Linked DNA regions of Homo sapiens: region 2 is linked to region 1. Evidence: chromatin loops called from intact Hi-C (ENCODE). Cell type or tissue: CD14-positive monocyte. All regions are shown on one strand. Links, peaks and the distances in the headings refer to the core of each region. The heading gives the core; the rest is flanking DNA.

Region 1 (8,334 bases), core at 318-8,317:
CCAAAAAAAAAAAAGAATTCCTCCCTCCTCCACTCACTCCCACCAAAATGTAAGTTCCATGAGAGCATTTAGTAGGCATGCAATAAATATTTGATCAACAAAATAAATGAATGAGCCAATGAGCTACATGATGCGGTGACCTGCTTGGCTGGAACTCTGTGAAGCAATCAGCACAGATGACTGCCACATTCCAAAAGGTCTCCAGGAGCAGAGAGCCCATGAGCCCCCTTGCCAGCCACACTAAGCATCCAGTGCATCACTGCACTGCTTTAGCTGTTTACAGTAACACAAGGAGTCACGGTAACTCCAGGTGCGTACATCTTGCCCCTCTCTTAACTTGCACTGGTTTATGGTTTCAACAATTTCCAAACCCCTTTCCTCTTACCCTCCCAGTCATTCACGAAGCCCCGCAGGGACCGTCGCCTTCTTAATGCCTTTCAAATTCTGACCCCATCTCTGCCACCTCCTTGTCACTGTCTGCTCAGGCCTCATGGCTTCTCATGGGGACAACTGGTCTCCCTGCTTTTCTTCAGGCTCTCCTTCAAATCATGCTCCAGACTGCTGACAAAGGAGCAATTCCAACATATCTTATTGTGTCTACATCACTCCCAAGCTTCAAGCCCTTTCCTGGGCGCCCAGGGTCTTCAGGAGCAAGCTTAAACTCTTGAGCAATGCACACGGGGAATTTCATTATCTAGCTCATACCTGGGTGTGCCTGACTTACCAAGTCCTCTTCCACTTCCTCAACTCCATTCTCTGCTGCAACCATACTAATTATCCACTTATTGTTCCCCAAATATTCAGGCAGCTTCAGGCCTCCATCCCTTCTCCACCTGCTGTCTGCCTAGAAAGCCCATCCTTCCCTACTCCCCCTCACCCATACTCCTCTGGGGCCAACTCGATCTAAATCATATTTCAGACTTCACCTTCTCCAGAAAACTTTCTCTGTGCTTCTCTTGATCAGAGCACCTGCTTCATTATGTTGTGACCACTTATCTGCTGCCTGCGCTATGCCACAGACACCTATGGTCCAGAACCAGCTCTTATTCAACTGAAAACAGTGCATGCTGCATCTTAGGTACTTACAAATAAATGCTGCACAAAACAAAGAGGAGTACTGGTATAGAAACAAGTGACACAAATCAAGTAGTGGCTAGTTAAAAGGACTGAGGCAAAAATACCCAGAACACTTGTTCTAAACAGCAAAGGCCCAGGTGCACTGGTTACCACCCCTACAAGATGACTGGAATACTCATTCCCTGGGCAGTGATTTTTTTTTTTTTTTTTTTTTTGAGATGGAATCTTGCTCTGTAGCTAGGCTGGAGTGCAGTGGCTTGATCTAGGCTCACTGAAAATTCTGCCTCCGGGGTTCAAGCGATTCTCCTCCCTCAGCCTCCCGAGTAGCTGGGACTATAGGCGCCCACCACTATGCCTGGCTAATTTTTTTTTTTTTTAATTTTTAGCAGAGATGGGGTTTCACCATGTTGCCCAGGCTGGTCTCGAACTCCTGAGCTCAGGCAATTCACCCGCCTCGGCCTCCCAAAGTGCTAGGATTACAGGCGTGAGCCACCGCGCCTGGTCTGGGCAGTGATTTTTGACTCTTTGGTTCACTGCTGTGTCCTCAGAACTTAAACAGTACCTGGCATGGTAGGAGATGAATAAATATTTGCAGAATAGATGTCGAATGAATGACAGACCTTTCCTAGCACTGCTCAGCTACCGCAGACTGAACCTAGCACATGTTCCATAGCCCAGAATTTATCCCTCTACCTCTGTAATGTTAATAACAACAGCTAACATCTACTGAGAGCTTAACAGATGCCAGGCACTGTTCTGAATGCTTTACATTTGCTTATTTCCTTAACTCTTCACAACAAACCCTTTGATACAGGTACTGTTTTACCAAAGGGAAGTGGAGCACAATGGCCCAAGGTGACCCAGGTAGGAAAGAGAAGAGCCAGGCTTCAAACCCAGGCAGTCTTGCTCCAGGATCTGGCTCAGACCAACATACACAGAGAAAAATGGCTGCACTTGTTCTGCCTAAACTTAGAGACCTCATTTGGTTGCTCGAACTTGTCTGACTTTAGTCAAATATAGAAACATGAGACTTGGCATGAAAGTCTCTGTTGACACTTTTTTTTTTTTTAAGTCCAGCTGCCTAATTTATTAAGAACAGGGCAGAATTTTCTGGGTCCAGGGAAATTCACCACAGGATACTTCCAAATCACCCTGTGGTGATCAGAGCCTGCCCTTCCCTCAGCATACAGTATTTCACCCTTCAGAATTTTCCAGAAGACATTTGAGATGTTAGAGGGAAGATGTGTGTAACAGGTCCAAATGGGTCTAGGGAGAAACGCCCATAAAGGCAACTGAGGAGGCCGGGCGCAGTGGGTCACGCCTGTAATCCCAGCACTTTGGGAAGCCAAGGCCGGCGGATCACAAGGTCAGGAGTTAGAGACCAGCCTGACCAACATGGTGAAACCCCATCTCTACTAAAAATACAAAAATTAGCCGGGTGTGGTGGAGGGTACCTGTAGTCCCAGCTACTTGGGAGGCTGAGACAGAAGAATCGCTTGAACCCAGGAGGCGGAGGTTGCAGTGAGCTGAGATTGTGCCACTGCACTCCAGCCTGGGCGGCAAGAGTGAAACTCCGTCTCAAAAAAAAGGGCAACTAAGGAGCAACCCGGATTCAGCCACCACATGGCTGGAAGGTCACTATTACAGAATTGAAAGGACAACAATAGTTTCTGACCACTGACTACTGACCACCAACCATATTGCAAGCTGACCACATGAAGTCCCTACCACACATCTAACTCATTTAATCTTCACAAGGTCTCTGTGAGGCAGGAATTATTACCTCTGCTTTACAGATGAGGGGGACCATATTCAGAAAGGCTACGAAACGTGACTAGGGTCATACAGCTGGTACTTGTTAGAGCCAAGATTTGAATCCATCCCTATCCGACTTCCAAAGCCTGTGTTCTTGTCACCTTCCAGCCCACCTGGCCTCTACACATGTGCTATGAAATCCTCCTGGTGCCTGCAAAGAAATTTATGGTGAAACCTCCAAATTGAAGCTTATTTTTTTAGTTTATATACCTCCCACTCAGGATAAATAGTCATCAAAATCTCCAAAGTAAAAAAGAAAGAGTGAGGGAAAAAATGGCTAAAATCTTCTGATCACAAGCCCATCTGGGATCTTTCAGATGCTGAAAATTCCAGAAGGCTGGATCGTCAAGTTTCAGCTTAGAAGTTGCAATCAGAAATCTTTATTGAAATAAGTTTATTTCCCCCCGAGGACTCTGCTGGTATAACAGATGAGAGATGAGAGTGCCTACTAGGGAAGAAAGTGGCGAGAAAGCGAGTGATGCTACTCTATCCGGGAATCTAGAACAAACCCACAGAGGATCCACAGGGATGGAGTGTGTGTATGGGGAGGTGGGCCAGATGAAACAAGAAAGGCAGAAAGCTAATGGTTGTTGAAATTGAATGATGGACACTTGGAGTTCATTGTGCCAGTCTATCTGCTTCTCTGTGTGTTTGAAAATTTCACACATGTACACAAAGCCATGACCCTCCAACAAGATGACATCCTTAGATGTTAATGGCCTGGGTTCCATGCCTTCTTAGACACAGCACCCTTATGGGGAGAGGTCAAGGCTGAAATCAGGTGGTTCCTCCACCCTGTCCTGGTCTGTTCCCTGCTGGCCCCTCAGCAAGGGTCTCAGTACGGCCCACAGTCAAAACCCTGCAGCAAGTTCTGCTTTTATAGAAGACCTTCTGTAAGTGGTTGAAACTACTGTTTTTCAGAATCAGGAAGGAGCATTCAAAAGACTGCTAAACCCTCAAACGAGAACAAGATAAAGAACAGGCTGAATCAGCATGCGACAGGAGCCTGGTTAGTGAGTTGACTGAGGTTACTTGTGAGAATGATGTCACTGTGTGGAATAAGGAAGCTGGCAACACCCCAGAGCCAGCGTGTGGCTGTGCTGGGAGGGAGCTGGCCCCTTAGTGCCGAGTAAAGGACAAACTCCAGGCAGATATTTGTCAGATTGTGGCCAGACACAGTCTTGTTCCTTTAACACTTTAAAGGACAAATGGAAAGATTAGCCAAGCCCTAATCATCTGAAGAAGCCATGTGTCTGAGAAGTCTGAGGGAAGATATATTGAAAACGATCTCAGTTACGATGAGACAGCTTTGTTTGATTTACGCAAAGGCAGAGACACAGGTGTACTACATCCTTCAGGAAGCAAGTTTAGAAATAAGATCTGCAAGTCATAGGATGTGACAGGTCTGCAAATCCTGCAAGTCACAGGTCATCCACAGTGGGCTAGTCTAGCTGCTTCAAGAATGTTGCCCACGAAAGGTGGGTCATGGGTTCACAGAGCATTCCTGTGTTCCATAACCACAGGTTTCATCCCTAACTCTGGTCAGCAACTTTTGAAGTATATACCAAGGACCACAAGTTCAAGGAAGTGGGCAGAAGAAAGAATGTGATGCAGTCATGCAGATCCATCGCCACTATTCAAGACACAGCCCAGAGCGCCTTCCAAGGGCTTTCTGTTCCACTGAGAATAAAATTCAAATCCTCACAAAAGATCTCAGGGTGCAACAGGACTACCTGGCCTCTGCTCATCTCTGTTCACTCATTTCCTCCTGGCCCACCTGCTCTAGCAATGTTCCTTGAACTCACCAAGCTCATTTCCACTTTAGGACCTTTGCACCTGCAGCTCGCTCTTGCTTTGATACTATTCCCTAAGTCTTTGCATGATTACACAGATCAAACAGATCTCAGACCAAAGGTCGTCTTCTCAGGCCTTTCCAGACCATTCTAGCTAAAGTAGCATCCCCAGTCACTTTCTATTATATCTTGTTTTCTTTTTTATATCACTTGTTACTATCTGATGTTATTATTTATTTGATTGCTTTTTAGTGAACTGTCTCTCTCCAGTAGAATGTAAGCTCCATGAGGGCAGATTCTGGACTGTCTGGCTCACCGCTGCACCCACGGAACCTAGGATAAGGAATACCTCTTGATGAATAAATAACCCTCTGGATAGGTCAGTAGCTACTTTCATATATATATGAAGGCATTTTTTTTGATGAGGCACTTTTTCTTAATATATGAATAAGCAAAAAAATATAGTATCTATATTCAGTAAAAAATTATTTTGAAAAAACTAAAATGATATAAGGTTGGGGCTGTCCTGGAGAATCTAAGGTATCTAGTCATCATATATATGAAATTCAACTTTTCCATTGTTTGATAAATGTTCCTGATGACTCATGTGTCTTTAGCACTAGTTTATCTGTCAAATGGTCACTGGTAAGAGAAAGAGCGCTCGCTGTGAAGGGATGGGATTCCTGAATGGGGATCTGGATACACAGCTGGGTTTGTGTGTTCATGCATGTGCACAAGCACCTGCAGCTCAGAATCTACAACCAACAGCTCTTAGAGTCAGTGTGGCCTTGGTATACTTTGTTTTGTATCCTTTAGGGGTGTGTGTCTCCAACTTTAACGTACAAGTCAATCACCTGGGGATCTTCTTAAAATGCAGATTCCAATTCCAGGGTGGGGTCTGAGATTTTATATTTCTAATTAGCGCTTACTCAGGTGACATCTGTGCTGCTGGCCAGAGGCTCACACTTTGGCAAATCTCTAGTACTGCAAAATTGCCGTCTGAGAAACATGCCTCCAGATTAGCTAAGAAAGGAAGCGCTAACCACAGGGGACTTGGTCCCCAAGACCCAAAAATATAGAGAACCTAATTTCAAACAAGCAGAAAGGAACTTCTCTGGAAAGAGACGACTCAGCTTTCTTCATTTGTAATAAACCAAATCTGTAAACACTTAAAATGGAATCATTTCTAAATGCTGACTTGTGTGCGGATCTGGGACACTGTTTAATTCCAGTATGGGACTGTAAAATACATATTCTTTTACAAGTTTCACATTTACAACTCTTGGGACATGAGAAAGGAGAAAGCTTTGCCAATTCTGTGTAGCAATGGAACTAACATGGACCAATTTCCCCCATCTAATTGTCTTGCTCCAGGTATAAAACTAGTTGTTTTTTTTTTTCTGGTTTCTCCTTTGAAAGTTTCCCATCCTTACTACCAACCCCACAACCCCCAGCCCCCTAGTCCAGGCTCCAGGGAGGAGCTCAAGCTGATGGGTGAGCCTCTGATATAATTGTTCTGGTGAGTGATGAGCCTGTTGTGACCTTCTCCCACTTGGCTGCTGACCACGTGAGAGGGCAGGGCTGGTCCAGAGTCCTCACCCGACCTGAGCGTCCAACTGCAACTGTATGTTCCGGCAGCTTTAATAGGACTCTGTGCTGCCCGTATTATTCATAGCAGTTGTTAATGTGCCTCTCTCCTTGGGATCCTGGGGTGACTGAAGGGCAGGACTGGGCATTCCTGTGTCCTTTAGCAACCTTCCAATAGCAATGACTGGACATGATCCATCATTGTCCACAGCAACCTCCCTCCCAGTACACAAAAATGTCAGAAAGCAAACCTGGCTTTTTTCCTCCAGTTTTTTGTGTTCCTTAAGAATCTGCTCCACGTGCATCACGCTGTCTCCAATGCCTGTAAACTCTGCTTGCTCTTCCAGCAAATTATCCAGGGCAAGCTTAGCCTACAAGAAACATTAGAACAGTCCAGAAGTAAACCAACACTCACTCACCTGAAGGTATAGGTTTGTTATGCTTCAAGAAAACTCAAAATTCCAAAAAGGATTCAAGACTTGTATATATCTATATATGTTAAAAATTTTTTTTTTGCAGCTCACTAACTTTCAAATTAAGCTGGGGGTGCAGAATTCACCTGTAGCTGAACTATTAGAACTATATTCAACAGATAATCAATCAAAAAGGAAGACAGCTGGGTCCAGTGGCTCATGCCTATAATCACAGCACTTTGGGAGGCTGAGGCAGGAGGATTGTTTGTGCTTGGAAGTTCGAGGCCAGCCTGGGCAACATAGGGAGACCTCGTCTCTGCAAAAATATTTAAAAATTATCTGGGCCGGGCGCAGTGGCTCACGCCTGTAATCCCAGCACTTTGGGAGACCGAGGCAGGTAGGTCACAGAGGTCAGGAGATTGAGACCATCCTGGCTAACACAGTGAAACCCCATCTCTACCAAAAATACAAAAAATTAGCTGAGTGTGGTGGTGGGCACCTGTAGTCCCAGCTACTCAGGAGGCTGAGGCAGGAGAATCGCTTGAACCTGGGAGGCGGAGGTTGCAGTGAGCTGAGATCGCGCCATTGCACTCCAGCCTGGGCAACAGAGTGAGACTCCAACTCAAAAAAAAAATTACCGGGTGTGATGGTGGGGCATGCCTGTAATTCCAGCTACTTGGGAGGCTGAGGTGGGAGGATAGCTTGAGCCCAGAAGATCAAAGCTGCAGTGAGCCATGATCACACCACTGCACTCCGGCCGGAGTGACAGAGCAAGACCCTGTTTCAAAAAAAAAAGGAAGATAAACCATCACTGAAATGCCATGTACATCAACAGGTAAATGGGATTCTAGAACAGTTTGACTCCACTGAAAAAGTGAGAAGGGGGTTGGAGGGGGTGGTCTGTAAAGAAGCAAGGAGATAAGGAGAAAGCTGGATTAGGGAAAAGAGGGAAACCCCATACCAAAGAGTGAGGAGGGAGAGAAAACCAGAGGTCCCGGTACCAGAAAAGAAAGTTACAGTAAACAAGAAAAGAATACCTTACAAAAATCGTGCTCAAAATGCTGTAGTTGTAGGCACTGGTTAAGCTTCAGATGATGCTCAGACCAAAAGTGACTAAAGGCTTTTTCTGTTTCATCCAGTTGAACTAATAACCTTTCAAGAAAGAATGAGAAAGTGATGTTAGGTTAGCATTCATTTCCACAGGCATCCATATAGGCCTATGGCTAGAACACCTGTGTCTTCGGTCAGTGGTGTCAATTGTGACCATCTCATTATTATGAAAGCATGTGTCACCTATGCCTTTCTTCTGGCTCAGCAGGCTTTGCACCTTTCATTTTCCAATCAGGACATCCACAGTGCAGGCAGTGACTTTGCTTCAGATGCAGCTGCTGTGCTTTAGAATGTGCTCCGGCTGATCTTACCTTCATGCCTTCTTTCTTTCTACCTGAGACTACACGAATATAAAGCACAGCTCCAAGCTAAACTGTTACTTGGAAATGAAGCCCAGTAAATACTACCCTCTCCCTCAAAATCCTAGGGTGGGAACATGTCATATACATTGAAGAGGGGGGAATAGAATGCTCATAAAAAGATCTCTGTATGTGGATGCCAGACGGACGTATTCTTTTTTCCTTTGTTGTCTCAAATAT
Region 2 (8,334 bases), core at 220-8,219, 68 kb after region 1:
TCCACAGCCAGTCCAGCGAAAACCACACCTCACCCCAGCTACTCCATCAAAGCAGCACTTTTGCTCGTTAATGTTGTTTAGACACTTGAAAAACAGTATTTTCCATTGCCTTCTGTGAACCCAAAAGTATCTGAGACAGGTCTCAATCAGTTTAGAAAGTTTATTTTGCCATGGGTAAGGTCGCACCTGTGACACAGCCTCAGGAGGTCTTGACAACAAGTGCCCAAGGTGCTGGAGGCACAGCTTGCTCTTATACATTTTAAGGAGACGTGAGACATCAATCTATACACGTAAGATGTCCATTAGTCATTCAGGAAAGGCAGGACAACTCCACGGGTGAGGGGGGTTTCCAGTTCATAGGTAGATAAGAGACAAAAGGTTGCAGTCTTTTGAGTCTCTGAGAAGCCTTTTTTTTTTTTTTTTTTTTGAGACGGAGTCTCACTGTGTCACCCAGGCTGTAGTGCAGTGGGGTGATCTCAGCTCACTGCAACCTCCGCCTCCTGGGTCCAAGCAATTCCCCTGTCTCAGCCTCCCAAGTAGCTGGGATTACAGGCTTATGCCACCAGGCCCAGATAATTTTTCTTTTTTTTTTTTTTTTAAGTAGAGATGGGGTTTCACCATGTTGGCCAGGCTGTTCTTGAACTCCTGACCTCAAGTGATTCACCCTCCTCAGCCTCCCAAAGTGCTGAGATTACAGGTGTAAGCCACCGCACCCGGCCTCTGATTAGCCTTTTACACAATACACAATTTACATGTGAGAAGAGGGTAGAGGAATAGTCACTTATGCCTCAGTTTGGCTTAGTGAAACAGGAGGGCAGAGGAAGCAATCAGATAGGCGTTTGTTTCACAGGGGCAGAGGGATAACTCTGAGTACTGTCCGTCTTTTTTCCACGAGGAATTCCTTGTGGGCAAATTGTGAGGGAGGTATATAGTATTTTTTATCTTTAGGGAGGTATATCGTTTTTTTTTTTTTATCTTTGTAGCTATCTTCTTTAGGAATAAAATGGGAGGCAGGTTTGTCTGATGCACTTCCCAGCTTCACTACCCTTTGGCTTAATGATTTGGGGGTCCTGAGATTTATTTTCCCTTCACACTTCATAATAGTAAGAGGCCCAGATTGCACTCACTTCTCTGACGAGGCTGGTTTCTAAAGCTGAGTAGTTATTATAATCCCACTGAGTCTTTCAATACAAAGGAGTAAGTCTCATCACAATTCACAGGCCAAATAATAACACTATTCTTCTCCTATTCCTTCCTAGAGTACTAATATCAGACCCCATTTTAGGCCACTTATCATAAAAAGAGGACACAACGAACACCAAAGACTATTCATCACACTGTATGTGAGGAAAATGAATGTAGAAAAATTACTCTAACTTAAATAGGTCCCTCAACAGATTCCGTATAGAAAAGTCCTTTAGAAATAGAAACAATCCCAGCCTGGCCAACATGGTGAAACCCCGTCTCTACTAAAAATACAAAAATTAACCGGGCATGGTGTCACGTGCCTGTAGTCTCAGCTACTCAGGAGGCTGAGGCAGGAGAATCACTTGAACCTGGGAGGCGGAGGTTGCAGTGAGCCGAGATTGCGCCACTGCACTCCAGCCTGGGCAACAGAATGAGACTCGGTCTCAAAAAAGAAAGAAAGAAAGAAAGAAATAGAAACAATAACAAAATTAACCATTGATATGAAATACTGCTCTTGTACCATCTAATAAAAGTACTTTCTCCAATCCGTTTCTAATAATGAACCCAGAACTGGAAGTTAAAATAAGGAAACTAAGTAGAGAAACACAGTGATAAATATCCATGCTTAGTTATACAAATGTTGATTTGTAGGACCAACAACTATGATTGAAACGCAGTTAAACTGTCCCATTCTTCAAGGACATTTTGTTAGGGAGGCAGGAGCCTAGGAGACTGAGGGTGACCCAAGTTCAGCTCCATCTCTGTGGCTCAGAATATTTTACTAATGTCTTTTCAGACCATCTGGCTCTACTCTGTAGCCACAGGTGACATGTTTTAAATGACGATATCTTACATTCTGAGAAAGTGACCACTAGGATTTATTGTGCTATTGTTATAAGCTGGACTGTGAAAACCACTAGTAGTACAATTTATATAGCAGACGGCACCTGATGGGCTAAAACTGGCCCTCAGCTGTTTTTGGAAACAGAATAGAGATGTGGTAATGATTTCTGTGTATTTTTGAATATTTATTTATTTTAATACCATAAGATTCATGTGGGAAGGTTTGTAATTCAATAGTTCCTTATGTACAGTACTATACATAATTCACAAAGAAATTCCAGGGTCAAGGAAGCTCAAGAAATTGAATCTTTTTATATATTGATTTTAAGGAAAGAAATACAGAACTGTGATAGCAAAAGTAAAGGACGTGGGAACAGCCCTCCCTCCAACTTTCAATTTCTGCACATTCACTGCCACCTCACTTTATCCAAAAGCTAAGTCGGATTCCAGGTTTTCTTCTTCACACCCCTCAAATGTCTGTTCTGTCTCACCATAGCTTCTCCCTATCCGCTCCTAGCACAGACACTCTCATCCCTGGCTGCACATGGGGATCACCGGTGAGATTTAGACACCGCTGAAAATCCAGGTTTCACCCCGAGAAATCCTGATGTAATTCATCTGAATTATAGTCTGGACATTGGGAATTAAAATCTCCCTAGGCAATCCTAAAATGCAGTTGAGGTCGAGAACCATTGTCTTAGCATGGCTTTGATTAGAAAAAGTTTTAAAATAAATCACGATGAGACCATCAAACCCAAAATGAGGCCTGAATTCCACACAGAATACTCCACACACCAGACTTAGAGTAATACGAGATAATTGTAAGGCTCCTAAAACCAAGCGTCTTCCGTAGCTTCTCCCTCTTCCTCCTTCCCGACCTCCACCAGTCCCCAGTGCCTGTCTTCTTGTCCATCCCTTCCTATCCAGTTCTCATGCCATCATCCCTCTTCGTTTTGCACCTGTCTCAGTGTAGAATCCCCTAATTGGTCTCCCTGCCTCCCTTTCCTGCTCTCTCCAATCCATCCTACACACCACCACCAGATCAATCTGCTCCTCACTCTGCTCCTCAAACCCTCTTGCAGGAAAATGGCCTCTTCCTGCTCACTGTGCCTCAACTCCTTAACTTGGGGGTAAAGGCCTTGCCCAATCTGTTTCCAACTTTTTCCAGCCCTCGTTTCTCAATACTGTCTGAAAAGCAGCCTCACTCTGTTCTGGTGAACTGGGATGCTCTGTAATTCCCCAAATATGCTCTGTTGAAAACTTCAGACCCTGCGTTAGATAGAAATAGAAGCCAGGTCAGCTGGGCGCAGTGGCTCACGCCTGTAATCCCAGCACTTCGGGAGGCTGAGGCGGGCGGATCACAAGGTCAAGAGATTGAGACCATCCTGGCCAACATGGTGAAACTCCGTCTCTCCTAAAAATACAAAAATTAGCTGGGCGTGGTGGTGCGTGTCTGTAATCCCAGCTACTCGGGAGGTTGAGGTAGGAGAATCACTTCAACCCGAGAGGCGGAGGTTGCAGTGAGCTGAGATTGCCCTGCCGCACTCCAGTCTGGGCGACAAGCACGAAACTCCGTCTCAAAAAAAAAAAAAAAGAAAGAAAGAAAGAAAGAAAAAATAGAAGCCATGTCATTTGCCCCAGACCACCTAGCTAGTGAGCAATAGGATCTGGATTTCAATCCAGGTTTGGGCTGTGTTCAAAGCTCTTCAACACTATCCTTTTCTCTCTCTGGAATGCTCCCTTCTGTATCTATCTGTAGCAACTGTACCATCCCCTCAAGGACATTTTGTTAGGGAGGCAGGAGCCTAGGAGAGTGAAAGTGACACAATTTTAAGTTCAGCTCCATCTTGAGAGTAACAAGGCACATTCCTTGCCAACCAGGACCCATGGTCATAAGATGTTTATGGTTGAGAAAACAGCCTAAGGATACTACAACAACAGAAAGTCCAGATGTCCCAATACCATAACAATATATGTTTTCAAAAAATTATAGTTATGCTTTGATGTTCTCACACACTAAAATGTCAAGGATAGTTTTCTTTAAATCAATAGAATAATAAGTTTTGTCACACTGTCTGCCCATCCGCACATAGGCACAGCTTAGTTTAATCTTTATATAGACAAGATCCCTATATAAGAAAAACTTAAAGTCAATGCGTTCCTCCTTTTGCTTTCTGAGGGCACCCTACTCTGTAACAGTAGTTTCTAATAAGCTTGCTTCTTTCACTGCATTTTGTGACTCTCCTTGACTTCTTTCCCACATAAGATCCAAGAACCCTCTCTTACAGGTCTGGATTGAAACCCCCTTTTTTCCTGAAGTTTTCCCTTTTTTTCCTGTCGAAGTGACTTTCTGTTTTCTGAGCTCCTATAGCACTTTGTTTACATATTTCACAAAAGATATTGATAACAGAGTCATGTAATGAGTTTCCTGCGGTCTGAGACATCGTCTTGAGGTTTTTCAGTCCTTTACAGCATCGTACACCGCACCCTACATGCTGTGGGCTCTCATAGAGGTCTGCTGAAGAATGAATTACTGTGGGAAGCCTTTCTGTACCTGCCCAACCCACTCACAATGCGAGATCCTAATTAATTTCAGGCACAAAGATAGCATTTCCCAACCCCAAGTATCCTGCCATTTTCCTATTCTAGTGTATCAATTCTTTTTTATCCATCCACGAGCCCTCTGCCACCTGTCTATAAAACATTTTGCAATTGGGAAGGACTCTGGTACTGGATAACTATGTAACGTACAAAAAGATGCAAATTGTGATAAACAGGAGTCATAAAACGAACAAGGGTGGTTTCATTCTTTGAAATCTGACATGGAAATTAGACATAGGTCCAAGTCAAGTTCCCCTTTCAGGCCTTCTCACCCTTTGTCTCCACTTTTTGTGGAAAGGAACAGGGGAGGGGCAGCAAGTAGTGTGAGCAAAAGCGGAAGAAGAAAGGCGAGGGGAAGAACTGGCCAGACAGCCACTCTTTCCCGAAAGACAAACAGCATTCTAGGAAAAGAAAATATTCCCTAGGTCACAAGAAATTGTACCAGGAGCCTACAGTAGAACAAAGAAATCCAAAACAGAAGCCCCTGTTTGATCTCCTCATCTCCATCTGTGAGATAGGGGTGATAACCCTGCCTGCTTCTTGCCACACAGTCCGGGGGGCTGAGCTATCTTCAGCGTGATTTGGAAAAGGCTGCAAATGCAAAAGGAAAATCCTCCATTTAACTTAGCATTTGACTGTATCCCTGGGGATTAAGTAAAACTAGACATCGAATTTAAAACAAATATAAGGAGAATGGGGACAGGGGACACTCCTCCTATTGTCTACATCCCTATTCACCCTCTTCCTTGCCGCTCCCACAGAAGTTGCTAAACTGATGGGATATTGTCCTGAAATGCCACTGGGCCAAAGACAGAGTTCAAGTTCAACTTCTTAAAACCCAGGTTGATAAAGGCAGGAATGAAGAGCTGGGGTTCCCCTCCGTCAGGGTCCCCCTTCTCACTGTAGGAATGGAAAAACTTCACCTCTATTGTCTTAGGGTCCTGGCTGGGTCCAAGAGTTAAATCGACAAAACACAGATTAACATGAGAAAAGCATAGACATTTATTCATAAATGTTTTACATGGCACAAGAGCCCTCATAAAGAAATGAAGACCCAAAGAATCAGTTAGAGTCAGTTACTTCTATACTGGATTGAACAAAGAATAATAAACTATGAAAATGTGACTAAATTATGTGGGGAAGCTTAAAAAATAGAATTTCTAACAAGGTCTGTGCAATATTCTCTAAGTTACCTTTCCTTCTAGTCCCTAGAGAGTGTCTTTCACATAGGAATTCCATCTTCTCCTCTTAAGAAACAGCACAAAGGTCAAAGTGATATTCTTGTACCTGCTGTTTTTCAAGTGCTTTTAACTTAAATAGTCAATATTCCAGAATGGCATTTTTAAATTTTTACTTTAAGTTTTGGGATACATGTACAGAACATGCAGGTTTGTTACATAGGTATACATGTGCCACAGTGGTTTGCTGCACCTGTCAACCCATCATCCAGGTTTTAAGACCCGCATGCATTAGGTATTTGTCCTAATGCTCTCCTTCCCCTCGTCCCCGACCCTCCAACAAGCCCCGGTATGTGATGTTCCCCTCCCTGTGTCCATGTGTTCTCATTGTTCAACTCCTGCTTATGAGTGAGAACATGTGGTGTTTGGTTTTCTGTTCCTGTGTTAGTTTGCTGAGGATGATGGCTCCCAGCTTCATCCATGTCCCTGCAAAGGACATGAACTCATTCTTTTTTATGGCGCATAGTACAGAATAGCATATTTTAACCCCTTCATCACCCTACAACAAATACCATTTGTTTGGAATGACTCATTATCAAAACTGAAAACTCTACCAACATTACTTTTGAGAACCAACCAGGTGTTGGGCACTGTGCTAGGGCTGGAGATTTTAAAAACGAAAGAGAAGAAAAGCAAAGCATTGGCCCCTACTCTTAAGAAGTTCACAGTCTACTGGGAGAGGCAGAAATAATTTCCATAGACAAATAACTTCCATAGGCAAAGGTAAACCTCGGGGTTCTGTGGAAATTTAAAAAAAGACTCTGTGAAAGCAGAACTGGGGTGAAGGAAGGTTTCATCGAAGAGATGAGGTCAGAGTTGAGGGTTGATGAATGTGCATGAGTCAGGCCTAGAAGAGGGGCAGAGGTGTGCCACAGAGAAACACCTGAGCAAAGCCGTGAGACAGGTGTGGTGTCTTTCCCTCACAGCAACAAAGGATTCCCCACATCCTTATATCTGCATTAACGCGTGGCATATGGCAGTGGCAGGGAGGAGGAAAGGAGGAAATTGATGAAATATATTTAAGTACTAACTTTGAAGAAATGCATTCAAAATAAATCCATAACCTTCTCTGAAGAAATAAGATGGGCAAAAGAAAAAACTAAAGAAAAAGGTGTAAAAGAAAAAACATATTTTTCAAGTGGGTTTGGTTAAAGCAATCAACTTCCTAATCTCCACAAGTGGTATCAGACGCCAGGCAGCCTCTCAGTCACAAAGCTGCTGTTTACCTCTAAATCATAGAAGGCAGGTGGAAAGCAGGCAAAATACCACACACCTGGCCACTGTGTACATTCTAAACCACACTATAGTCAAGGGAGGGGTGGGGGCTCATAAGCAATGCAAACCCATGGAGGGAAGGCCTTTCCCAACCAAGTCTTCTCTGCTGGAGGTGGACACAGCACTGCCTAAGGAGGGGGTTTAGACCCCGCTCTGCCCCGGTCTGTGAAATGGTGGTGACCAATGTGGACTCTGCCCACACTCCATCCCCTCGAAGACCTGGGCCCATACCGATTTAAGCGGCATAAAGAGTTGAGGCCCAGGCTGGAGAGGGTGGAAGAAGATGCCAGAAAGCATTTCTATCATGGGCTCAGCTACAAGCACAGTTTTTTTCCCTGGCCTTGTAGTTTCCTTGCTCTGTGCCTTAGTTTCTCCATCTGACAATGCAAATGACAACAATCTGCCCCTAATTTTCTTATTTCGGAGAGAGAAATAACTCCTGACACAGTTGGAGTTCCCTAAACAAGGGTCATGTGTCCTAGACAACGCGACCCAGGAAGCCAGAATAACCTTTAGCTAAAGCAACAGCCTAGGCCGGGCACGGTGGCTCAAGCCTGTAATCCTAGCACTTTGGGAGGCCGAGGCAGGCGGATTACTTGAGGTTAGGAGTTCGAGACCAGCCTGGCCAACATAGTGAAACCCCTCTCTGCTGAAAAAAAAAAAAAAATACAAAAATTAGCTGGAAATTGCTTGAACTCGGGAGGCGGAGGTTGCAGTGAGCCAAGATCGTGCCACCGCACTCCACCCTGGGCAACAGAGCAAGACTCCATCTCAAAAATAAAAAATGAAAATAAAGCAATAGCCTAAGGAACAAAGGCAACACAGCTGCTCAGTTTTCCATCCACCCGACCATGTTTACTCTGTCCCTCCTGTGTGCACAAGAGAGTCAAAACTGAGGCTTGTTTGTCATTGTTTTCCAGTCCCTTTCCACATTCCTTGCTCGTGACTGATGGGTGACAGAAGCCAGCTGGGTTATTATGCATACCAGGGTACACCATGCTCATGGAAGTATATGTCTCAACCCAGCCCTGCCACATGGGAAGTGTGGAATAAAGCCAGTGCCTAAGGCGGCAGGACACTGTGCTCAGCTCACCTGGGGATGCTAGTCAGGTAGGTCATGACATTCAGGAAGTCTTCATCTGGGATGTGTTTGAACCCCGAAAACTCTGGGAACGTGATGATGGGGGCG

What was found. Hi-C counts contacts between places; a loop is a spot of excess contacts. Peaks named below come from ENCODE experiments on the same cell type or tissue, not always from the same donor. Only the 100,000 strongest peaks of a DNase experiment are listed, where the experiment ranks them.
Region 2: a loop joins it to region 1, with 4 times the contacts of the local background. A loop is called at or near these places in 10 of 110 quality-filtered maps.

What each region holds. Positions count from the first base shown.
Region 1 is chr3:183,303,193-183,311,526 of GRCh38, forward strand. It overlaps MCF2L2 (MCF.2 cell line derived transforming sequence-like 2), which reads right to left. Exons shown (of 30, transcript NM_015078.4): 9 at 7,723-7,837; 10 at 6,524-6,643. Among named protein-coding and RNA genes, the nearest start is that of B3GNT5, 54 kb to the left of the region's middle. In CD14-positive monocyte, for the core only: no CTCF peak of the experiment used is centred there; DNase peaks (open chromatin) are centred at 719 and 3,899; H3K4me3 peaks cover 1,109 bases; H3K27ac peaks cover 1,802 bases.
Region 2 is chr3:183,371,059-183,379,392 of GRCh38, forward strand. MCF2L2 (MCF.2 cell line derived transforming sequence-like 2) reads right to left here. Exons shown (of 30, transcript NM_015078.4): 3 at 8,239-8,334. Among named protein-coding and RNA genes, the nearest start is that of MCF2L2, 53 kb to the right of the region's middle. RefSeq lists silencers at 6,298-6,357, 6,408-6,457. In CD14-positive monocyte, for the core only: no CTCF peak of the experiment used is centred there; DNase peaks (open chromatin) are centred at 313, 4,913 and 6,683; H3K4me3 peaks cover 1,063 bases; H3K27ac peaks cover 1,409 bases.